Regions from separate parts of the Homo sapiens genome. Here regions 1 and 3 are each linked to region 2. A link is a contact called in ENCODE Hi-C or POLR2A ChIA-PET data. All regions are on one chromosome and are shown on one strand. The core of a region is the stretch at or near the end of the contact, and the rest is flanking DNA. Distances in the headings are between cores, read along the strand shown.

Evidence for each region. A loop is a pair of places that touch in the nucleus more often than their neighbours do. ChIA-PET counts read pairs that join two places held with the same protein, here RNA polymerase II (POLR2A). Pooled maps may share reads with other maps.
Region 1: a pooled map shows a loop between it and region 2 (3-fold over the local background). The contact joins the enhancer-like site here to the promoter of KLHL5 in region 2. A Hi-C loop is called at or near these places in 2 of 50 pooled maps. POLR2A ChIA-PET finds 5 or more read pairs at or near these places in 2 of 52 experiments (OCI-LY7 and activated T-cell).
Region 3: POLR2A ChIA-PET joins it to region 2 with 10 read pairs in PC-9. The contact joins the enhancer-like site here to the promoter of KLHL5 in region 2. POLR2A ChIA-PET finds 5 or more read pairs at or near these places in 5 of 52 experiments (K562, OCI-LY7, PC-9 and 2 more).

The regions. Positions count from the first base shown.
Region 1 is chr4:38,756,075-38,760,965 of GRCh38, forward strand. It overlaps the pseudogene RNA5SP158. Among named protein-coding and RNA genes, the nearest start is that of TLR10, 24 kb to the right of the region's middle. RefSeq lists an enhancer at 1,274-1,403. Within about 2 kb of position 3,642, at least 9 of the 41 ENCODE cell types and tissues checked have a DNase peak (open chromatin) inside an H3K27ac peak, as active enhancers do; they include OCI-LY7, where a contact is called at or near this core.
Region 2 is chr4:39,059,826-39,064,530 of GRCh38, forward strand. It overlaps KLHL5 (kelch like family member 5), which reads left to right and starts at 2,407. Exons shown (of 11, transcript NM_015990.5): 1 at 2,407-3,210. The coding sequence starts at 2,828.
Region 3 is chr4:39,444,360-39,448,743 of GRCh38, forward strand. KLB (klotho beta) reads left to right here. Exons shown (of 5, transcript NM_175737.4): 4 at 1,973-3,116; 5 at 3,942-4,384. The coding sequence ends at 4,327. Among named protein-coding and RNA genes, the nearest start is that of RPL9, 12 kb to the right of the region's middle. RefSeq lists an enhancer at 2,770-2,959. Within about 2 kb of position 2,517, at least 13 of the 41 ENCODE cell types and tissues checked have a DNase peak (open chromatin) inside an H3K27ac peak, as active enhancers do.

The DNA.
Region 1 (4,891 bases), core at 2,392-4,891, 300 kb before region 2:
AGGACAACATGCATGATGCCCAACCCGATTTTTTTTTTTTTTTGAGACAGTCTCACTCTGTTGGGCAGGCTAGAGGGCAGTGGTGCGATCTCCACTCACTTCAATGTCCACCTCCCAGGTTCAAGCGATTATCATGCCTCAGCCTCCTGAGTAGCTGAGATTACAGGCATGCACCACTACGCCTGGCTAATTTTTGTATTTTTAGTAGAGATGGGGTTTCATCATGTTGGCCAGGCTGGTTTTGAACTCCTGACTTCAAGCGATCCACCCACCTCAGCCTCCCAACGTGCTGGGATTACAGGTGTGAGCCACCGCGCCCAGCCCCAACCTGAGATTTTACATGTGCTTGTGTGGTTTTCCTTGGCCTCTTCCATTTATCATGAGATGAGCATGCCCTGAGTAGCTGCTGTCTTTGAATGTGAAATATAGACAACAGACTTAAACCAGACCTGAAGTCTGAGGCAGAGCCACCCTGGTTGAACAATAGAACTGTGAATTAGAAAAATACAATTTTGTTGCTTAACTACTGAGATTTATCTGCAATACTATCCTAGTAATAACTGACTAGTACATTAACTTATTCAAAATAGGTTTTTTTTTTTTTTTGGAGAGGAAAGGACATCGGGGCTCATAAAATCAATAAGAGGGTAGAGGCTTCGAAATAGGCAGGAGCCAGGATATTTCTCGGGGATGGATTCCAGGACCACCAGCAAGTGTAAAAAGCAGGCTCTCATAAAGCCAGGGCACAACTGCTGGGATGAAATAGAATTATTTTCTGCTCCTTTGATCCTCTGGTCAAGATCCAAGTACTAGGAAGAGAGTATGTAATTGTCCTAGCTTGGACTGCCTCCACCCACGAACTAGACAGTACAGGTATCTGGGTCACTATCTATCAGGCAATATCCCCTGGGAAGAAAGAAGGCCTCGAAGGAAATGATGAGCCGGGCACGGTAGCTCACGCCTGTAATCTTAGCAATTTGGGAGGCCAAGGTGGGTGGATCACTTGAGGTCAGGAGTTCGAGACCAGCCTGGCCAACATGGTGAAATCCGTCTCTACTAAAAATACAAAAATTAGTCAGGTGTAGTGACGCACATCTGTAATCCCAGCACTTTGGAAGGTTGAGGCTGGCGGATCACTTGAGGTCAGGAGTTTGGGACCAGCCTGGCCAACATGGTGAAACCCCATCTCTACTAAAAATACAAAAATTAGCCAGACATGGTGGCACACGCCTGTAATCCCAGCTACTTGGGAGCCTTAGGCAGGAGAATCATTTGAACTCGTGAGACAGAGGCTGCAGTGAGCCGAGATCATGCCACTGCACTCCAGCCTGGGTGACAGAGTGAGACTCCGTCCCCACTGCCAAAAAAAAAAAAAAGGAAGTGGTGTACTTTTCAGAAGAAGAGATTGACATTGGGCAGAGCCAGAAACAAGAAATGGCCAAGACACATGCTGACCAATGTACTTTTACACTGAGGGTTCCCAGCTTGTGGGCTAAGAATACCTTGGAGAGCTTTGGAGCTGTTGCAAGAGACCCTAAGTCTATCTATGCCACAACTATGGTCTGAGGCTTGGTAGATAACATAATTTATATCCCTATACTACCCTTCCCTGAAGATATATAGACGCTATTGGATGTTATTGGCTTAATTCAATGCAAATTCATTTTCAAGAGTTACTAGATTCATAGTAATAGTATCTTCTTAGGGTAGACTTTCCTAACCAAAAAATACTACAAACAAAATGACTGCCACACGGGAATCTGCAAAATAGAGATCACTATTTTGATCTCACTAAATTGTTCTAAGGTTCAAATGACTAAGTACTTGGAGTACTTAGTGCTTGGGACACAGTAAATATGCAGTAAATACCAACCACTAGCCTTCTGATGATGCCATTTTGTCCCATGAGGGCCTGCAGGAGAGAACTCTGCCAGCATGTGCACTGACCTGGTCACCTCAGTAGCTATATTTCTCACAGTGAACTCACGCTCGGTCTTGAGAGAAGGCCCTCCAACTCTGTGGCTCACCGGCACTGTCTTCCTGTGTCTGGGTAGGACCTAAACATGCACTCCTGGTGACTTAACTCAGGTGCTGCTTCCCAAGGAAGGTCACCTTAGCCACTAGGTGGCCTCCCTCCAAGTCTGTTTGTTGGTTAGGAAAATCTACACTAAGAAGAAACTATTGCTATGAGTCTAGTAACTCTTGAAAATGAATTTGCATTGAATTAAATCTAATAACAGCCAATAACATCTATATATATTCAGGGAAGGCTAGTATAGAGATATAAATTATGTTATCTACCAAGCCTCAGACCACGATTGTGGCATAGATAGACTTAGGGCCTCTTGCAACAGCTCCAAAGCTCTCCCTCCAAGTCTTCTCTAAGGCCAGCATTCTTCTTGTCCTATGGGCAACACATAGTCTAGACAGAGGGTAAGGGACATCAACAGAGTAACAACAAGCAGGTTGGTTGGTATTCGATTTTGCTTTGGAGACGAAGATGGCTTTACCTTACAATAAGCAGTCAGGTAGAGCTGGGGGTCATTTTGAGGGGGAAAATAACCCAAACAGAACTGTGTTTTAGGAGAATTAACCTTCCTAGGGTGTATAGGTTGAAGAATGAAAAGGAGATACTGCCCATGGTCTCTTTTTCTCTCTAGTGTAGCTTTTTCAAGCTAGAAGAATAACTATAACAACTTTCTGAAGTCAGTTTCCTCATCTGCAACTTCCCCCACAATCTCCCATCCAAGACCAAGGTAGCCTGATCCCACTAATCATCAGAGACCAGATGAAATCAGGTGTGTTCAGGATTGTACGGTGTGCCATCTATAAAGCACGTGGGGTGTGTTTCTACACTGGGGGTTCCCAGCCTGTGGGCTAAGAATACCGTGGAGAGCTTTGGAGCTGTTGCAAGAGGCCCTAAGTCTATCTATGCCACAACCGTGGTCTGAGGCTTGGTAGATAACATAATTTATATCTCTATACTACTCTTCCCTGAATATATATAGATGTTATTGGCTGTTATTGGATTTAATTCAATGCAAATTCATTTTCAAGAATTACTAGATTCATAGCAATAGTTTCTTCTTAGTGTAGATTTTCCTAACCAACAAATAGTACAAACAAAATGACTGCCACACAGGAGTCTGTAAAATAGAGATCACTATTTTGATCTCACTAAATTGTTCTAAGGTTCAAATGACTAAGTACATGGAGGTGCTTAGAACAGTGCTTGGGACACAGTAAATATGCAGCAAATGCCAACCATTATCATAAAGCAATTCTCATTCCTGAAAGGTGGGGCTCACTCATCTAGATGATCTCTAAAGCCATGCTTTGTGCCTCTGAGCTTTAATGGCTTTCTACATTTTATGAAAAATCTTGTGATGGGGGCAGACATTCTTTGAGATCTGTTGCTGTTGCTGACGCAGAAAGTGCCTTAGCCTATGAGCCATTCTTCTAAGCTTGGATAGAAGGCGTCCTTGGAAGAGGGCCCATATCTCTTCAATTGACAGTGTGGCCCAGAGAGGCCGCAGTCGGAGACCTCTGGGCACTAACACAAGGGCGGTCTGTTTCCTCCAGGGAGGAATGAACTGACTTCTGTTGTGTCCCACGCAGCTCGTCCACTGCAAAGCTCAGCGAAAAATACTAAAGTGACCTCAAGGTGGCACTGCAACCCAAAATTTCACACAAGGGCACACAACCTCAGTTCATTTTGGGGGGTTTTTGTGTTTTTTTGTTAATTTTTGTTTTTTGATCATATCAATTATTTTTATTATCTTTAGAAATAGAAACACAAAACTTAAGAATTTTGTAGAGAATTTGAGTGACTTTAAGAGTGTGTCCTCAGAGTCCAGTTTAAAAAAACAATTCTTCCGACTTTAAAGTCCTGGAGTTGCAGGAAGTATCCTGTCTTCAGGTGAGGGTCTCAGAGGTGATTTATTCCTGAAGTTGGGTATTTGCAAGCTTTTCAAAGCTTTCAGAGCTATCATCATCAGAGGGCCACAAGATGGAGAAGGCACTCCTTGAAATATCCTTTATTTTAGGAAAATAATTTTTCAAAAATTTCAATAGGTTTTGGTGGAACAGATTGTGTTTGGTTACACGCATAAGTTCTTTAGCGGTCGTTTCTGAAATTTTGGTGCCCTCATAACCCAACCAGTGTACGCTGTACCCAATTTGTAGTCTATTATCCCTCACCCCCCCGCTCCCACCCTTTCCCCCGAGGTCCCAAAGTCCATTGTATCATTCTTATGCCTTTGTGGCCTCATAGCTTAGCTCCCATTTATAAGTGAGAACATGCGATGTTTGATTGTCCATTCCTGAGTCACTTCACCTAGAATAATGGTCTCCAATTCCATTCAGGTTGCTGCAAATGCCATTATTTTATTCCTTTTTAAGGCCTTCAGTTTATTTTTTTTAATGATATATGATAGTTTACATATTTATGGAGTACATGTGCTATTTTGTTATATGCATCAAATGTGTAATGATCAAGTCAGGGTATTTGGAGTCTCCATTACCCTGAGTATCATTTCTACGTGCTGGGAACATTTCATGTTCTCTCTTCTAGCTACTTTGAAATATACAATACATTGTTGTTAACTAGAGTCACCCTACTCTGCTATTGAACACCTCCCCCCGTGCAAAAAAAAAAAAAGGATTGTATTGCTCAGTTCATTTTTAAAGCCTTCTTTCTCAAACTTTACTGTGCATAAAATCCAGCCAGGATCTTGCTAAAATGCAGCTTCTGAATCAGTAGGCCTGGGATGGAGCCTGAAATTCTGCATGTCTGACGTCTCTCAGGTGATGCGAACGCTGCAGCCTGGTTTTAGCTGGAATATAGCTTTCAGCAATTCTCTGCTGTTGTTTCTAATTAGGGACAGGAGTG
Region 2 (4,705 bases), core at 1,157-3,656:
GAGATGGAGCCTGTAGTGAGCCAAGATCACACCACTGTACTCTTGCCTGGGTGACAGAGTTAGATTCTGTCTTAAAATAAAACAAAATAAAATGCACATACCTTCAACCCAGCAAGTCCACTCCTGGCAATAAATTCTGTAGATATAAAAGCCTCACAAGGATGTTTCTTTCAACATTATTTTAATGGCAAAAACCCAAAAACCTGAAATCAACCTGAATGCCCATTAGCAGGGAGATAGTTTAATAAATTGGTTTTTTTACAGTAATGAAATATCATGTAACTCTTAAAAAGATTATTAATTTATATTTCCATGTATATATAAAATTAGGTGAGAAGAGCAAAATGCTAAAAGATGAATACAATATGATCTCTTGTATAACAATAGCAAATCTCTTATATATGTGTATATAAGTTTGTCCATGATTTATAAACATGGAGAGAGGTGTGAAAGGCTATATGTACCAAGCTTGGCGTCAGCAATGATTACCATGGGAATGAGTGGAGGAGGATTGGCAAAATAAAGGTATCATTTTTCATTGCCAGATGTTTGCTGTCTCTGGCCCCTGCACACTCAATGCCTATAGCACTCTGGTCATTCCAACAACTAAAAATCTACCACCACCACCACCACCACCACCTATTTTCCAGAAGCCTTTAGGAGCAGGTTGATGCTTCCCTTGTTGAGAACCAGCTACTTAGAGTAACTGAAGTGTTTACAAAGATGATAGTGCCTGAGCTAAATCTTGAAGGATGAAGTGTGTTTTTTAAACCAGAGTTTCTCTGGGAGGCAAACAGTGTTATAAAAGAGGGAACACCATAATGTAGACTGCCTTGACCAATGAAGTGGTGTGTCTATGTTGGAAAATGGTTAGAAATAAAGTTGGATAGCTAGAGTGAAGTTAGAAGGATGTTGATCAGAAGGAGTCTGACAAAGGTGAGAGGAGAGGGGAAAGTGTCATTTCACTCTCTAATGCGTCCTGCACAGTACTGCCAAGTTAATTTCCTAAAACATTGTCCTGTTCAACAGTCCATTCAATAATGTCTTTGCTGCTTGCTCAAGGCATTTTATCTCATCGTATTCATCTAACTTTATCTCTTACTACACCTTAAAATTAATTTGGTATGGCTGGCTGATCAAACTGATTATTTCCCACTTCTTCCTTGTAGATATGCCCACTTCATGCTTTTATTAGAATCTTTTTCTGTAGAAATCTATCATTCTACCTAAACAATGTTTTACTATTCTTAGCAGCCTTCTCCCTAATGAAACTGGCCCATACCACTCCATTGCCATCCTGATATCTCCTTTCTTTCTTACAGTTTGTATGGTTTTTCCCGTATTATTTAGCATGAAATCATACTTGGCTTTTTATGCTTCTCATTCTTGTTTCTCTGAATAATTTGTATTAAGATAGACACCTCACAATATTTTTGTAAGCCTCCAAAGTAGTTTTTGTTTTTGTTTTTTGGTCAGCTTAGATAGGCATTGCCTTTTGTATGGAATTAGTTGATAAAGGAGTAAATACTGAGCACCCTGAAAACTCAAATTCTGCATTGATAGATCACACTTTAATATTGCAGCATTTTAATGTTTCTTATTTTACCTTATCAAATATTTTGTATTTGGTTCAATAGCTAGATTTAATTATTTTGGGGGTTAGGAACCAAGATATATATATCTCTGTGTCCCTGACAATGCCTAGTAGATTGCATTGTTCACAATAACTACTCAGTATTTTTGAGTTTATTTGTATTTGCTTTATCAATTTGCCTTAACTGTAACCATGTTCAAACCATTGTTTGTTTTGCTAACAACAGAGGGCACCATTAGGGCACTTGTACACCCAATAGTCCTATCCCAGTCCCTGGTAGCTTTTTTGAGCCGCACTTTTCCTTTTCCTAAGTAATGTCATAGAAATTTGGATGTTACACTAACTGGCAGTGGCCCATTTCTACTTATAGAGAAATCCTGGCCTCAGTTTATTTGAAAAAGAGTATTTGTTACATTTTGATCCTTTGTAGTTTTCAAACTTTTTATTCTCCTCATTATTCTTTATCCAAGTGAAATCTTACCCAGGATCTTACTGTATTAATTAGATCCATTTGTTTTCTGAAGGGAGAAGATAGAGGTGAAGGCAATAGTCTGGAGCCCCACCTTTGTACTCCGCTTTCCTCCTCATTCCCCATCCAAAGAGCACACCTGGAAAATCACCATAACTCATCTAATTTTACAAATGCTTTTTTAAAAACTTGTTTTGTGGTATTTCACTTAGGGACTTAGTTTAGAAATAGAAACATTTTAGTTTTAAAGTGATTATTTTTAAGTACAAAGGGAAATGCTATAGAATACATTTATTGTTTCAGCAATGAAAGAGTTAATATACTAAGCAGCAGAGACTGAGATACTGCAACGGGGATAGTGTTTTCTGTCTCTGTCATTTGTGGTTTAAGAAAAAGGGGGTGGTGTTCTGCATTTGAAAGGACTTTAATGAATGCTGTCAGTGTTTGTGAGACCTAATGGTCAGTATGGGAAAGGAGAGCCGGGAAAGTGGTCTAGCTGCTTCAGGATAGGTGGATGAGAGTTTGCTCTGATTGAACGGAATGTTCCACCGTGTTTCATCTTTATTCATTATCCTTTGTTCTTTAAAATCTGATATATTGGCATAAAAGTAATTGTAGATATATATATGAATGTGATTTATTTTCCTTTACATATTTTTGTTGTGTACAGCAGGGCATATACTTCTCTTGTCTTGGTTGGATGCACAAATCTGTGTGCAGTGCTTTTTGCCCGTTGCCTAGACGATCACTTGGTTTCTCTGAGGATGTCTGGTTCTCGTAAAGAGTTTGATGTGAAACAGATTTTGAAAATCAGATGGAGGTGGTTTGGTCATCAAGCATCATCTCCTAATTCTACAGTTGACAGCCAGCAGGGAGAATTTTGGAACCGAGGACAGACTGGAGCAAACGGTGGGAGAAAGTTTTTAGATCCATGTAGCCTACAATTGCCTTTGGCTTCAATTGGTTACCGAAGGTCCAGCCAACTGGATTTTCAGAATTCACCTTCTTGGCCAATGGCATCCACCTCTGAAGTCCCTGCATTTGAGTTTACAGCAGAAGATTGTGGCGGTGCACATTGGCTGGATAGACCAGAAGTGGATGATGGCACTAGTGAAGAAGAAAATGAATCTGATTCCAGTTCATGCAGGTTGATTATTTTCTTACTGTTAGAAAAGGGGTGTGGGGGTATGGCTCTATAATGTTTTTAAATAATTTAGTATTTATTATTTAAAATCTGATTATATATGTACATCTGCATACATATATATAATATCTTGGTATGAACATGTGATACTTCTGCTAGGGTTTTTTTAATGTTCTAATAGTCTGTAAAATTACAAAGACAACAAATAGCATTCATTTTGAAATATCTTGTGTTCTATATATAGATCTGGCTCAGCTTTGAAAATAATATATAGTAGCAATTTCATGTATCATTGCCTGTGGTTTGCTTCATTCATTAACCTTCTATATTCATATCAAAACTATAGAAGATATTTCTATAGTATGAAATTTTATGTGACATTTTAGTTTATAACAGATGATAGAGTCATTTTTTAATTTAATGAAAAGGAAAGGTTTTGCAAAGAGATGCACATTATAGTCACCAATTTTTTGACACAATTGTAGTTGTCAATAATATTTTTCTTATGGTTATTTCTCTTTGTCCTGTCTGTGTTACAGCTCTCCAGACTAATATAGAGAATACTAAGTAACATGTCTCTAAGATGACAGCTACTAATTCCTGTTACCTTCACTTTCACTGAAATGTGTGCTATTTAGGGAAATGAAGGACATTCCTCCAGGAGAGTTTAAGGGAATGTAGAGGGGCTAGATGTGATTATCTGGTGAAAAGGGGACAGGAAGAAGGGGAAATCAGTTAGAAGAAAGAAAATAAGGAAAAAAATAGGTAATTTCATAGTGACTTTATCTACCTTTATCTTGGAATCTGCCTTTATCTTTGAAATGGATTTTCTTATTCATCAGTTTAAACTACAATAAGATTATATAACAACTTAGAGCATGAAAGTCATCTTTCTGATTAATCTTCATTCGAAAATATTTCTAAATATTTAAAGGCACAAATAGCTTATCATTTGTCTAATTTGATTATTATATTTTTCTCTTAAAATTTCTGTGCAGCTTTTGATAACACTTGTAATTTGTAAGTTGGTTATTAATGATGTAGGTGTCATATGGATTGAGACAAAATGAATTTATATATTTAAGTGTCTCTTACTTGAGGATATTTACCACCTTTTCCTCTTCTAACCTTAAGAATGTGGACTTGGAAGGATAAAAAATGTTTACTCTAGTCATCTGTCATCTTCTGTGTAATGGAGAGAGGGGAATATCTGTATGTAGGTAAATAGTGTATTTAATTTAAATTTTTTTTAATTAGTTCATGACTTGGCATTATCTTAAGGGAATAGAAGCCACTAATTTAATTTGGAGATCAATTGAGCTAATGTGGTTCATTGTTTGTATTTTCTTTGGAGACTTGTTGCCATAAAGAGAACAATTTATATAGTAAAAGATTCATCATTTTTGTGGAGAACCAAAGAGTAAATGTTTCATTTGAAAATCAATATATCAAGAATATTTTAACAAAATTAGAAAAAATAAAACATTCATTTACCAAC
Region 3 (4,384 bases), core at 1,267-3,766, 380 kb after region 2:
CCCCTCAAGCTGTTTCTGTCTTTTCCACATTTCCCTTTCAGTTTTTAAGCACTTCCTTATTTTCTGGCACAAGATGCCCACCTTCATCTCATTCTTCTCCTGGAAAAAGCCATTTCTCCAAGGAGTACAAGGTCCTTTTGGTGGGGAATAGGATTTTAGAAACAAGCTCTGGGAGCTGGGGTTGGGATTGGGATGCATCATCTTTAACTAGAAAATTAACCTCTTAGCAGACTAATCATACACACTTGCTGAGATTAATGCTTTCTGAAGGTTTTTAACGTAAGACATTTTTATTTGATCTTGCCTTGCCCCATAGCAAGACTGCCTTTTATAAACATCCTTTCAATACCATGATGTTCTGAGTTTTCAAAACATTAAAACTGGCCATCTAGGCTAGGAGGATTTTACTCAAATAATGAATTATATACGGATTTAACTTCATGCTCACATGATCAATGTTCTCTTAGTTTAATGTTCTAGATAACTGGTTGGCAGATGGCAAACGGGCAGTGATATGGTTTTGTAATTAAACTATGAAAGATGACACACGAAAAAACAATTAGAGGGAAGATATTTACCAAAGGTTAATTATAGTTTTTTCCTGGTGTATTTAAATTCTGTCATGAGGGGAAAAAGAAGTACTTTAAAACAAGTACTTAACTTTTACTTTCCCTTATTAATCTTGAATTTGGGAATGTTTTTCTTAAGGGCTTTGTTTTAGTTTGGACTCAAGGGCCTAGCAGGCAATTATTGCCACTAGGGAAAATGAAACCCAAGTCATGACTACATTGTGTTTGTATAGCGCTTTAGAGTTCCCAGAGCACCTTCCCAGAGTCACTGAGTCCTCACAGCACACCTGTGAGGTGGGTGCGATTACTCCGTCACTATATAGTTGCCAAGCCTGAGTTTCAAAGGGGCAGAACTAGAACAGGAGTCCAGGGCTCTCTCCTTCGTGGAGAGACACAGAATGAGACTCTGTCAGATCCAAGTGTCAACCTTGGGAGTTTCTAGGGATAGTCTACTGTCCTTTCCACCCATAACCCATTTATTCATCTGTTGGATGAATAAATGCTATGTTCTCACAGGCACATGGGTCGGGGAGACATGATGGATGCAAATGTGTTATCACTTGAACTTTTCTTTTCTTTTTTTTTTTTTTTTGAGATGGAGTTTTTGCTCTTGTTGCCGAGGCTGGAGTGCAATGGCATGATCTCGGCTCACTGCAACCTTCGCCTCCTGCGTTCAAGCGATTCTCCTGCCTCAGCCTCCAGAGTAGCTGGGATTACAAGCATGCGCCTCCACGCCTGGCTAATCTTGTTTTTTTGTTTTTTTTTTTTTTTTTAGTAGAGACGGTGTTTCTCCATGTTGGTCAGGCTAGTCTCAAACTCCCAACTTCAGGTGATCTGCCCGCCTCAGCCTCCCAAAGTGCTAGGATTACAGGCATGAGCCACCGCGCCCGGCCTGGATTTTTTAAATACAAGTTAGAAATTTGCATTCAGCAAAAGCAAGGGGTCATTGCCTACCCCACCGCACCAGCCTTTTTAAGGAATTGTGCCTGGGGTCAACCTCCTCTTCTCAGTGAAATCTCTACAACAGGAATTTCAACTTTGTCTTCAATTTATGGCAGGGTTTAGAATCTCTTTTGTAATTGCTTTTAATTGAGTGTACCAAGCCAATTTCCTGATGCATTTGAACAGAATCACTTCAAACCCCACCATATATAACCTAGGGTTTAAAGTTAAATGAACTGGAAAATGGCTTCCCAATGTTTTCTCAAACAACTTGTTTTCCAAGCCAGGACCTGGGTGTGGCTCCTTCTCTGTTTTCTGGTCTCCTTGGGAGATTTCAAGGGCTGGAATAGGCCTGGCGTGGTGGCCTGTAATCCCAGCACTTTGGGAGGCAGAGGTAGGCAGATCACTTGAGCCTCCATCTGCCAGCGCATGCTTGACCTAAATGAGCTTGTTTTTCACAGCCCGAGTCTGTGGCTTCGTCCCCACAGTTCAGCGATCCTCATCTGTACGTGTGGAACGCCACTGGCAACAGACTGTTGCACCGAGTGGAAGGGGTGAGGCTGAAAACACGACCCGCTCAATGCACAGATTTTGTAAACATCAAAAAACAACTTGAGATGTTGGCAAGAATGAAAGTCACCCACTACCGGTTTGCTCTGGATTGGGCCTCGGTCCTTCCCACTGGCAACCTGTCCGCGGTGAACCGACAGGCCCTGAGGTACTACAGGTGCGTGGTCAGTGAGGGGCTGAAGCTTGGCATCTCCGCGATGGTCACCCTGTATTATCCGACCCACGCCCACCTAGGCCTCCCCGAGCCTCTGTTGCATGCCGACGGGTGGCTGAACCCATCGACGGCCGAGGCCTTCCAGGCCTACGCTGGGCTGTGCTTCCAGGAGCTGGGGGACCTGGTGAAGCTCTGGATCACCATCAACGAGCCTAACCGGCTAAGTGACATCTACAACCGCTCTGGCAACGACACCTACGGGGCGGCGCACAACCTGCTGGTGGCCCACGCCCTGGCCTGGCGCCTCTACGACCGGCAGTTCAGGCCCTCACAGCGCGGGGCCGTGTCGCTGTCGCTGCACGCGGACTGGGCGGAACCCGCCAACCCCTATGCTGACTCGCACTGGAGGGCGGCCGAGCGCTTCCTGCAGTTCGAGATCGCCTGGTTCGCCGAGCCGCTCTTCAAGACCGGGGACTACCCCGCGGCCATGAGGGAATACATTGCCTCCAAGCACCGACGGGGGCTTTCCAGCTCGGCCCTGCCGCGCCTCACCGAGGCCGAAAGGAGGCTGCTCAAGGGCACGGTCGACTTCTGCGCGCTCAACCACTTCACCACTAGGTTCGTGATGCACGAGCAGCTGGCCGGCAGCCGCTACGACTCGGACAGGGACATCCAGTTTCTGCAGGACATCACCCGCCTGAGCTCCCCCACGCGCCTGGCTGTGATTCCCTGGGGGGTGCGCAAGCTGCTGCGGTGGGTCCGGAGGAACTACGGCGACATGGACATTTACATCACCGCCAGTGGCATCGACGACCAGGCTCTGGAGGATGACCGGCTCCGGAAGTACTACCTAGGGAAGTACCTTCAGGAGGTGCTGAAAGGTAAGGGCGGGGCCCCTTCAGACACAGGGCAGAGCGAGATTCCTGTTACCTGACAAGAACAAAGAATGGGAGCAGCAGGCTGGTGCCTGACAGCATCCAATTTGTGGCACCCAAGTCCTGTCAATTGAATTTTGTCCTGAAAACTGGCCTATGGGATTTTTGAAAAAATTTTAAAATCATAAAAGTAACACACACCAATTATAGAAAACTGGGCACGTGGAGAAGTTTTTAAAAAATCACCTGAAATCTCACTCCCCAGGATAAACAGTCACTATTTTGGGTTACTTATTTTCACCATGCTTGCTAGGCTTTAAAAAAATGGTTGTGGGTAAACAGGTGTATAAATTTATGGGATGCATGAAATGTTTCGATACAAGCATGCAATGTGAAATAACCACATCATGGTAGCTTAAGCGAGCGACAGTGAGTGAGTGGGTAAAACCAACTGTGATTCCTGGGCTGCACCAAGAGCACATCTGAGGTTCACAATCAGGCCAAATAGGCAACGTTTTTCTGCTTGTGACCCTTTAAACAAAAGTGACAACCTTCATTGCTCTGCTCCTTAAATTTGCTTTTTCCTCCAAGAGTTTTTGGATTATTTATGGATCAAGTTTCACTACAAATTTTTCAGACTTAAATTATACATATTTTCACCTTCTCCTTTACATAGATCATAAAAGAATAAATGTCAAAAAAAACCCTCTAATAAAAATCACTACCTTTATTATGGGCATAATTTTAGCTTGTTTCAATGAAAACTAAATTCTTCCTCAAAGATACTTCATAGTCCATTTGTGATTAATGTTAATTTCTTATCTTTTTCAGCATACCTGATTGATAAAGTCAGAATCAAAGGCTATTATGCATTCAAACTGGCTGAAGAGAAATCTAAACCCAGATTTGGATTCTTCACATCTGATTTTAAAGCTAAATCCTCAATACAATTTTACAACAAAGTGATCAGCAGCAGGGGCTTCCCTTTTGAGAACAGTAGTTCTAGATGCAGTCAGACCCAAGAAAATACAGAGTGCACTGTCTGCTTATTCCTTGTGCAGAAGAAACCACTGATATTCCTGGGTTGTTGCTTCTTCTCCACCCTGGTTCTACTCTTATCAATTGCCATTTTTCAAAGGCAGAAGAGAAGAAAGTTTTGGAAAGCAAAAAACTTACAACACATACCATTAAAGAAAGGCAAGAGAGTTGTTAGCTAAACTGATCTGTCTGCATGATAGACAGTTTAAAAATTCATCCCAGTTCCATATGCTGGT